3 separate regions of the Homo sapiens genome follow, and all the other regions are linked to region 2. Evidence: chromatin contacts called from ENCODE Hi-C or POLR2A ChIA-PET data. All regions are on one chromosome and are shown on one strand. The core of a region is the stretch at or near the end of the contact, and the rest is flanking DNA. Distances in the headings are between cores, read along the strand shown.

What was found. A loop is a pair of places that touch in the nucleus more often than their neighbours do. ChIA-PET counts read pairs that join two places held with the same protein, here RNA polymerase II (POLR2A). Pooled maps may share reads with other maps.
Region 1: a pooled map shows a loop between it and region 2 (4-fold over the local background). The contact joins the enhancer-like site here to the promoter of SNRNP48 in region 2. A Hi-C loop is called at or near these places in 1 of 50 pooled maps. POLR2A ChIA-PET finds 5 or more read pairs at or near these places in 2 of 52 experiments (B cell and activated T-cell).
Region 3: a loop to region 2 is called in a pooled map, with 2.9 times the contacts of the local background. The contact joins the enhancer-like site here to the promoter of SNRNP48 in region 2. A Hi-C loop is called at or near these places in 1 of 37 single-sample maps with no recorded cell type and 2 of 50 pooled maps. POLR2A ChIA-PET finds 5 or more read pairs at or near these places in 1 of 52 experiments (MCF 10A).

Annotation. Positions count from the first base shown.
Region 1 is chr6:5,994,948-5,997,647 of GRCh38, reverse strand. It overlaps LOC105374898 (a long non-coding RNA gene), which reads right to left. Exons shown (of 2, transcript XR_926413.4): 1 at 1,883-2,700. Among named protein-coding and RNA genes, the nearest start is that of NRN1, 11 kb to the left of the region's middle. Within about 2 kb of position 1,275, at least 17 of the 41 ENCODE cell types and tissues checked have a DNase peak (open chromatin) inside an H3K27ac peak, as active enhancers do.
Region 2 is chr6:7,588,922-7,591,621 of GRCh38, reverse strand. It overlaps SNRNP48 (small nuclear ribonucleoprotein U11/U12 subunit 48), which reads right to left and starts at 1,424. Exons shown (of 9, transcript NM_152551.4): 1 at 1,209-1,424. The coding sequence starts at 1,364. RefSeq lists enhancers at 1,200-1,349, 928-1,667.
Region 3 is chr6:6,555,861-6,558,560 of GRCh38, reverse strand. The region is part of intron 3 of LY86-AS1 (LY86 antisense RNA 1); the gene reads left to right. Among named protein-coding and RNA genes, the nearest start is that of LY86, 32 kb to the left of the region's middle. Within about 2 kb of position 1,434, at least 3 of the 41 ENCODE cell types and tissues checked have a DNase peak (open chromatin) inside an H3K27ac peak, as active enhancers do.

The DNA.
Region 1 (2,700 bases), core at 26-2,525, 1.6 Mb after region 2:
CTCGGCCTAACCACGATTCGCCTCTTCCTGTGCGGTGGCCAGAGGCAGCTTGCGAAGGAACCGCCATTAAGGGCTCCAGCAGAGGGGCCGAGAGGCTGTGTTCCCTGGCAGGGATCAGGTGAATCCTTTCATAATTAATAAGACAGCTCAGCTGAAATGGCGAGGAGACGGGCCCTATTGATCTGGCAGTGGGGCTGATTCCACCTCTCCTATTTATAGGCCCCGCATGGCCTTAAAGAGAAGTAAACATTCCGGAGTAAATGGGCAGAGGCGACCCGGGTCCGGGGACTGCAGGCCTGGAGTAGGCGGGGGAGAAAGAACTGCATGCAGGTCTCTGGGTTCAGAGAAATCGAAATCTGATTTCTTGGAGAAGGTGGCTGTGGGAGGAAGCTGCGGGGGCCCCGGGGGGGGGGGACGGGGGAAGGGAGGAGGATGGAGAGAGACCAAGGGGGCTGCAGCAGGTTCCCGCACGAAGCCCGCCGCCCGCTGCGGGGAGGGTGGGCCCGGGCTCTGAAATGCAATGTGTAAACAATTGCTAGTGTAACAGTTCATAAATCAAACCCAGTGAGTCGCAGCCCAATCTGCATTCCCCCCACGGATTGAATTCCAGCAACACATGCGTCCCTGCGCCCGGAGCGCTGGAAGCTGCACGGATTCTTAATGGCAGCATATATTACGGCCGCGCGTTCACGCACGCGCCGCTCGGGGCCACTCCGGGGAATCGTTTCGCCCGCTAACTCCCACCCAGTCCCCTCCTCCCGACGGAGGTCTCAGTCAAAACCCGGGTTCTCAGTCAAAACCAAAGCAGATCCGCGCTACCTGCGCGGGGTGGTCACCCACCAGCAAACGCTCGGGGTTTTGGAAAATAGTTGCATTTTGTTGGTTTCGTTTCAATGGTTATTTTCGGTCTGCGTATAAATAGGATGATTCTAACTGGAGTTCAACCCCTGGAATTCAAATTAGAATGTCTGTGCCTATCTTAAATACGAATCTATTTAACAAGGAGGAGAACCAGGATAAAGAGGGAGGGTCTTCTCCATTTTTGCCATCGTAGCACGCCGCCTCCTATCAGTATCTTTTCCTCTACATATTGGGGGCAAACAAGTGCTCACAACTAAGCCCATTGCTTGTCAAAATAAAAGGCAGGCGCCCTTCTGCTCCGACTGTGGAGAGAAGGGAAACCCCCCCACGACCCACAGAGGACGCCCCTCCCCTAGCAGCGCGGGCTTCCTACTCGGAAATCAATGTCCTGGAAGATCTAGGAAGAGGCAGGCTAAGGGCGGGGCAGAAGGGGCGAGGGGGCGGGGACTGGGAGCGCGGGCTGGTCTGCTCTCCTAACAGGGTTCTTCTCTAGGAACCCCTGGCTCCTACTGCTGTTCCAACTGCTTCCCAGACGGGGCCGCCCTAGAGGAAGGGCGCCCTCTCCCCTCTCTCAGCCCCTCCACGCGCTTCCAAGCCCCCACGCCACGGAGTCCCAGATCGCCCTGGGAATCTCCAAACCTTATCGTCCTGTCTGGGGCTCCCTTGTCTGTCCCAAGCCGAGGACCACGCTCACGTGAGCACGGAGATATCCCTGGGAACGCAGGGCCGCGAGTCTTGGAAACGCAGGCTTCCGCAACTGGAGCGTTAGAGAACGTTTCTTCTTGTGGTGATTGTTTAGATTATTATCGCGCCGTCTTCGGCTATAATTTGCCGTTTAATCATGATGACATCTCCATATGTTGGTTGATGTTACCGGTTTTAAGCAGCAAAGCTGCTAGCCTCGTTGGCAGTTCAGGGAGATGACATTAACCAGGGCGAGCATGCCCCACTGATGAGATGGTGGGAGTATTGGGAGTGGGACGGAGTGGGCTTCAGGCACAGAGGACATCGTCATACCTACCTCCTCCCCACGTCGGAGTAGCCTCTCCGTATCTTCCCACAGCCCGTGGCTCTTCAAGTGGCCCACTCAGGCTGGCTTCGAGCCTTTGAGGAGCTGTTGGGATTAGAGAAGGACCTCCTTTATCACATCCTCTGTCCTAGTAAGTTCAAGACAAGGTAGTTCACTTGAGTACCGTGTCTGACAATCCTTATTATGAACATGTCAGGCCAGTTCCAGAGCCCTGCCTGGGCCCGAGGAACTCCAGGGCCCGTGGGAAAGGAAATCGGACGGAGGGAGGAAACTGGCACGAGAAAAAGGACTCGAGCGTGGAAAATGGGGGACACGGGGAGAAACGAGGGGGAAAAAGATCCGGAAGTAGGGTTAGAAGGGAAGAAAGGTGGGCGATCACCTGAAACACAAAAGGAGATGATGGAGAAGCTTGGAGACGCAGATAGAGCTCTGGGCAAGAGCTAAGGGACAAAGATGACCTTGGGACTTATTTTCATTCAGAACCCCCAGAGAAGAAAAGGCGCACAAGAACCTTGACACAAATTCTCCTTCTGCGGACGCAGAGATCTTTCCACTGTAATCAGTACCCCCAGAGGGCCAGGGCCGCCGGGAACCTGGCGTCTTGGTGCTGGACGGACCGAGGCAGGAGCGCCAGCCCCGAGCCTTCTCCCGGAGCCCACCCCAGGAAATCCGATGAGTCAGCCAAAGATGGAGCCAGAGATTTCCCCCTTGCCGAATTCTCCCTCAAATATCAGGAAGGTATTCAACCATTATCTCCCCGCCACCCCCACTTTTCCCTACAATACACGAGCTCTAGCTTTCACGCTGGC
Region 2 (2,700 bases), core at 175-2,674:
GGTCTGGTAAGCCCCACTCAGTGGAATTCCCAGCTTCAAATACCCCTCTAAATGAATATTAAAGATTTTTTAATTTCCTCTGTGCTTTTAATACAATAAACAATGAATGGTATATACAGAAATCAAATATATTTTAAATGCCTCTGAGGAATCAGTCATGTAACTTAAACCCAGGAGAAATTATCACAGCATGGTAAACCCAGAAGTAATAGTAAAGATAATGAATTACCCCACATTGGAGCACTTCCCTTCCTCTCATTCCACCGAAAATACCCCACAAAAAAACAAAAATCACGAATGTTCACTCTAAATACACTTGCCTACATTTTTAAAAAAGCAATTCTAATGTCCACAGGAGTTGCCAGTTACCACCTCTTGGTGACAACCTTTAATAATCCTAGAATTGGTGCTGTCCCAGTCAGAAGTGTCCAATTTTAAGGCACAGAAAGGCGAACTGGCAAACTCCCAGCTCTCCTGACACCGAATCTGGTGCAACTGCGGAATCCGTATGACAGATGACAATGCAAACCGCCAATCCCTCTGCAGCGCTCTGAGACACGTTCACTTATTTTCTAAATAAATACCAAATCTGCCATTCCCTCCTCACTCAACACACCTTCCTGGATTTTGTTTGTTTGTTTTTTGAGACAGGGTCTTGCTCTGTCGCCCAGGCTGGAATGCAGTGGAGCGATCTCGGCTCACTGCAGCCTCGACCTCCTGGGCTCAAGCTATCCTTCCACCCCAGCCTCCCAAATAGCTGGGGCCACAGGCTCACACCACCACACCCGGCTAATTTTTGTACTTTTGGTAGAGAAGAGGTTTCACCATGTTGCCCAGGCTAGTCTGGAACTCCTGGGCTCAAGGGATCCTCCCGCCTTGGCCTCTCAAAGTGCTAGGATTACAGGCGTGCGCCACCGCGCCCGGCCCCCGGTTTTCTTTAAACTCGAAGTTGCGCGGGAGGAGCGCCGCACTGGAGGTCGATGTGGAGCCTTCGGGAGTTCCTCGCGCGCCCCAGCCCGGAACCCAGGGACGTCAGGGTTGCTCCAGGGCCCCCGGCGCCCCTCGGGTCCCAGGCGCCCATCGCGGCTCTGCACACGGACGAGGACTCCTCGCCCTTCCCTCCGCGGCTGCCAGTGCGGATCTCCCTTCTTCCAGAGAAGACCCCGGGCCGATAGTCCCCGAAAGGGCCCCGCGGCCGCGCTCCTCACCTCCGCCGCCTCCTCTTCCCCGGGATCCAGACTATCTAGGTCCCAGCCCAGGGACGCGGTCACCTCCTCCAACGTCCGGCAGCCGCTCTCCACGAACTCGTTCAGCTCCTCCTGCAGCCGCCGCCGCTCCTCCACAGGTGGAGGCTCGCCCTCCATAGCTGCAGCCCACCCGCCAAGAGGAAGCGGCCGAACTGCAGACCGCACGCGCAGGCCTCTGGGAGCTGTGGGCGGGGCCACAGTCGCCACGTGACTTGAACAGCCTATAGGGAAGAGTCCCGGGAAGGGCGGGACTGTTATTTTGAGAGGCGTTTTCCAATCTTTTCTCAGCTCTTGCGTGCATTTGCTCTGGCCTTTCCAGAAAGATATTCGCCCTCCTCGACTTCCTCAGAAAAAACGGCTTATAGCTACAGAAAAGTTTTAAAAATAGTACAATGAGCTTTCGTTTAGCCGTCCTTCAGCTCATTGTTAACATTTTGCCAGGTTTGATTTCTCTCCGTCTCTTCTCTCCACATTCACAGCCCCACCCAATGATTTTTGCTGAATTCTTTGAAAGTAAGTTGCAGATTTTTCACCCCCAAATATGTTAGCATGCATGTTCTAAGAATAAGAACATTTTCCTGTGTAACCGCAATACATGATCAAACCTAAGAAAATTAGTAAGTCCATAAAATCATTTATTATACAGTTCATATTCAAATTTCCCCATTGTCCCCAAAATTATTTCTATAGCAGTTTTATTTTTTCAACTCATAAGCTATAATTAGTTATTGTCTCTTTTAATCCAGATCAGCCTCCTTCACCCTCCTTTTTAAATTATTAAATCATTACATGTTGTGATGAGCCTAGGCCAGTTGTCTTGTAGAATCTCTCTCATTCTGGATTTGTCAGATTTTGTTTCCCTCATGATTAGATTCAGTTTGAGCACTTTTGCAATACTACCTAAGAGATGTTGCCAACTCACGGGGACGCATAACTCAGTTATATTAGTAATGCTAAATTTGATCACTTGGTAAAGGTGGTGGCTACATCTCTTCATTCTAATAGTACATTTTCCTCTTAGGAATTGGTAAGCAATCTGTGGATTATACCTTGAGTCCATAAGAATAACCTGTTCCCCAACTCCTTGATACAGTCCTTCACTGAATCTGTTGTTACATTAGGAGTTATAAGTGATTCCGCAATAGTATCATGCCTTTTATGTTTATTAACTGGCATTCTTTCCACACCTCCATTTTAGTGTTTGCTTCACTATGGGAATCAAGGTGTTTTTAAAGTTATTGATTTAAGGTTTTTTTTTAATTCAATATAATATACTCCTTTAACATCATAATTCTTGTTGATGCTCAAATTGTCCCAAATGTGGCCAGTGGAAGCCACATTAAGCCATCTGTGTCTTTCATGTATCCCTATTAGTCCTTGAATGCTTTCTTGCTTTGATAACACAAGCTTAACTTTGTACATTTCCTACCCAACACCTGGAATTAGCCCTTGT
Region 3 (2,700 bases), core at 185-2,684, 1.0 Mb after region 2:
TGGAAAAATTGACACACTAGACCTCATCAAAACAGAAAACTTGCTCTATGAAAGTCCATGTGAAGAGGATGAAAAAGACAAGCTGTAGACAAAAAATTTGCAAACCACATATCTAACGAAGTGTTAGTATCCAAACATAAAGAACTCACAAAACTCAACAGTGAAACATCAATTTAGTTAGAAAATGTGCACAGACATGAAGAGATATTTCACAGAGAAAATACACTTAGAAAGTAAGGATACGGACATGTTCAACGTCATTCGCCATCAGTGCTAAAAACATCACCCAAATGTTCAATAGCAGTTTTGCTTAACCGTCAAATCTTGAATCAGCCCAGATAGACTTTGACAGGTGAATGGTTAAATGCGCTGAAGTGCATGCAAGCACAAAGGAATGAATTATCGATGCATGAATCAACTTGTACGAACTTGGATGACTCTGCAGGGAGTTATGGGGAGTAAAAAGGTAATCCTGAAAAGTAACAGCCTATATTATGCCATTTTTATAATAGTTTTGAAATGATGAAATTTTAGAAGTGGAGGAGAAATTGGTGTGTGCCAGAGGCTTGGGTTAGGGTGAAGACGTGGGAGGGAGGGGTTGTGGTTATGAAAGGGCAGCTTCGGGGATCCTTGTGGAGGTGGAAGTGTTCAGTATCCTGACTGGTGCCAGATGCGTGAATCCACAGATGATAAAAATGTATGGAACTATACATACCCCCCACACACACGAGTAACAGTAAAACTAGGGAAATCTAAATCTGATTAGTAGATTGTATCTTGGTTGTCATAGTTTTGAAAAATGTTACTTTGGAGGAAGCTGCATAAAGCGCATATGAGACTCTTGGTTATTGACTAATAATCCATAAAGCAAGTAAGTATTGATTAGTAACAATCTCTATTGATTTCTTTCTTATGGTTATTGACTAATAATCCGTAAAGCAAGTAAGTATTGATTAGTAACACTCTCTATTGATTTCTTTGTTATAAACGTATGTGGATCTACAATTATCTCAATAAAATTTTTAATTAAAAAGCAAGAACACCCAGCCTTTCCTACTGAAATGTTGTATTTGGGTAACTCTAACAAGATTCCTGCTTCTGCAAGGACAGACGATGCCCTAAACCCTGCGTTTGGGGGTAGAGGATCTTTCCAGTGCCTTCCATGAGGGGTTTAGCCACAGGGTGCCCCTGTGGCCGTGCCGCCGATCCCAGTCGGGCACTCCTGGCCAAAGTTAAATTTCTTTTCTTTCCAGAAGTTAATGAACGAAAAACAGTTTCTCCTCGCTTGACATCTGTGACATCGTTATTGTATTCCAAATCTTTATGGAAGAAAGTAAGCAGTTTGATAAGTTGTGTGGAATATACCAGAAAACATGAGGGACTGAGCCCCCTGGCTCAGGCAGATGTTAGTAGGGGGCCCTCTAGTGGCTCCCTGGCTGGTCTGCAGCTTCCCACAAGGCTCCTGGAATTAGAGCCACCTGTGGGAGAGCCAGATAAGGAGAAATTGAGAGACCTTTTCATGGCAGCTCCCACTTGAGCCCACATGTAGAGGTAGTAGGCTGGAGCAACCAGGGTGATTCAAAGGGCAGGTTTCTTTGGCTTAGTTCGTCCACAGCACCTGGGATCTGTGTGAACTGCTGCAGCACTGGTCTGACTGGGCACACACAGACCCTGGGGTACTGGGATAATTTTCCACAGTTAGGCAACATGGTAGAAATCAGAATAAATGAAATAGTGCTGTTGCAGATTAGAGCTATCTACTTCACCCAGTTCACTGTGGCAATCCTTCTAACTTTGGAGAAGAACATCTGATGAAATACACTGACGTTCTTGAGCAATATATTTATTGGCCATATGGCAGAGCTTACTGTTGTTGGAAATAATGCATTGCAAAGGACCGAGGAAGGGGCAGATGGGATGGAGGGGGGAAACCTGCTTTAGTACATAGGGCAAATAAAGGATCTGGCCCAGAAAAGAACTCTTATTATTTTCTGTTTCGGACAATCATCCAAATGCCTCTGAAGGCACAATTCTCCCTTTACCTATTTTGGTACATTCTGGGACAGTCATCCCAGGATGCTATTTTGGCCATAGAAAGCCAGATGGACCTGCCAGAGCACAGAGAGGTGGCGATGTTAGAAGGGAGACTATGAGTCACTCAAAGTTTCCTCAGGAACAGTTAGGAGTGCTCACAGAGAGGAACCCCCAGAACTGGTGTTTTCTAACAGCATGGGAGTAGCCGGCTGCGTCCGTGTGTGGGCTGGAGTCTGGAGTTATTCTGCTGAATGAATCATGATTTGTGCACTATAAGTTTGAAGCTCAGACCAAATAGTTCATGAACTTTAATGCAAAAGTATTGTGGAATTACATTTTTCAGGGAAGCACTCAGTGGGAACCATGTTCTACCAAGAGCAAGGATTGTGTGGAAGCTTAAAGAGCATGAGCCTTGGTCTCTGTCACCAGAATCTTACAGTGTTAGTTGCAGGGGGGTCATGTACAAAAAAAGAGTCAACTCTAGATTTAGGGGAGTAGAGAGGCATGTTTTGTAGTGGGAGACAAATTTGTTAAGCTGAGAAGAGAGAAAAGAGCCATTCAGATGGGTAATGTCTTGAGCAAAGGTGCAAAGGCAGTAACAGCATTGGCTACAAGTGACAAGCCCGGCATGGTGGCTTATCCTGATTGGAGGATTATTTTTCTCTC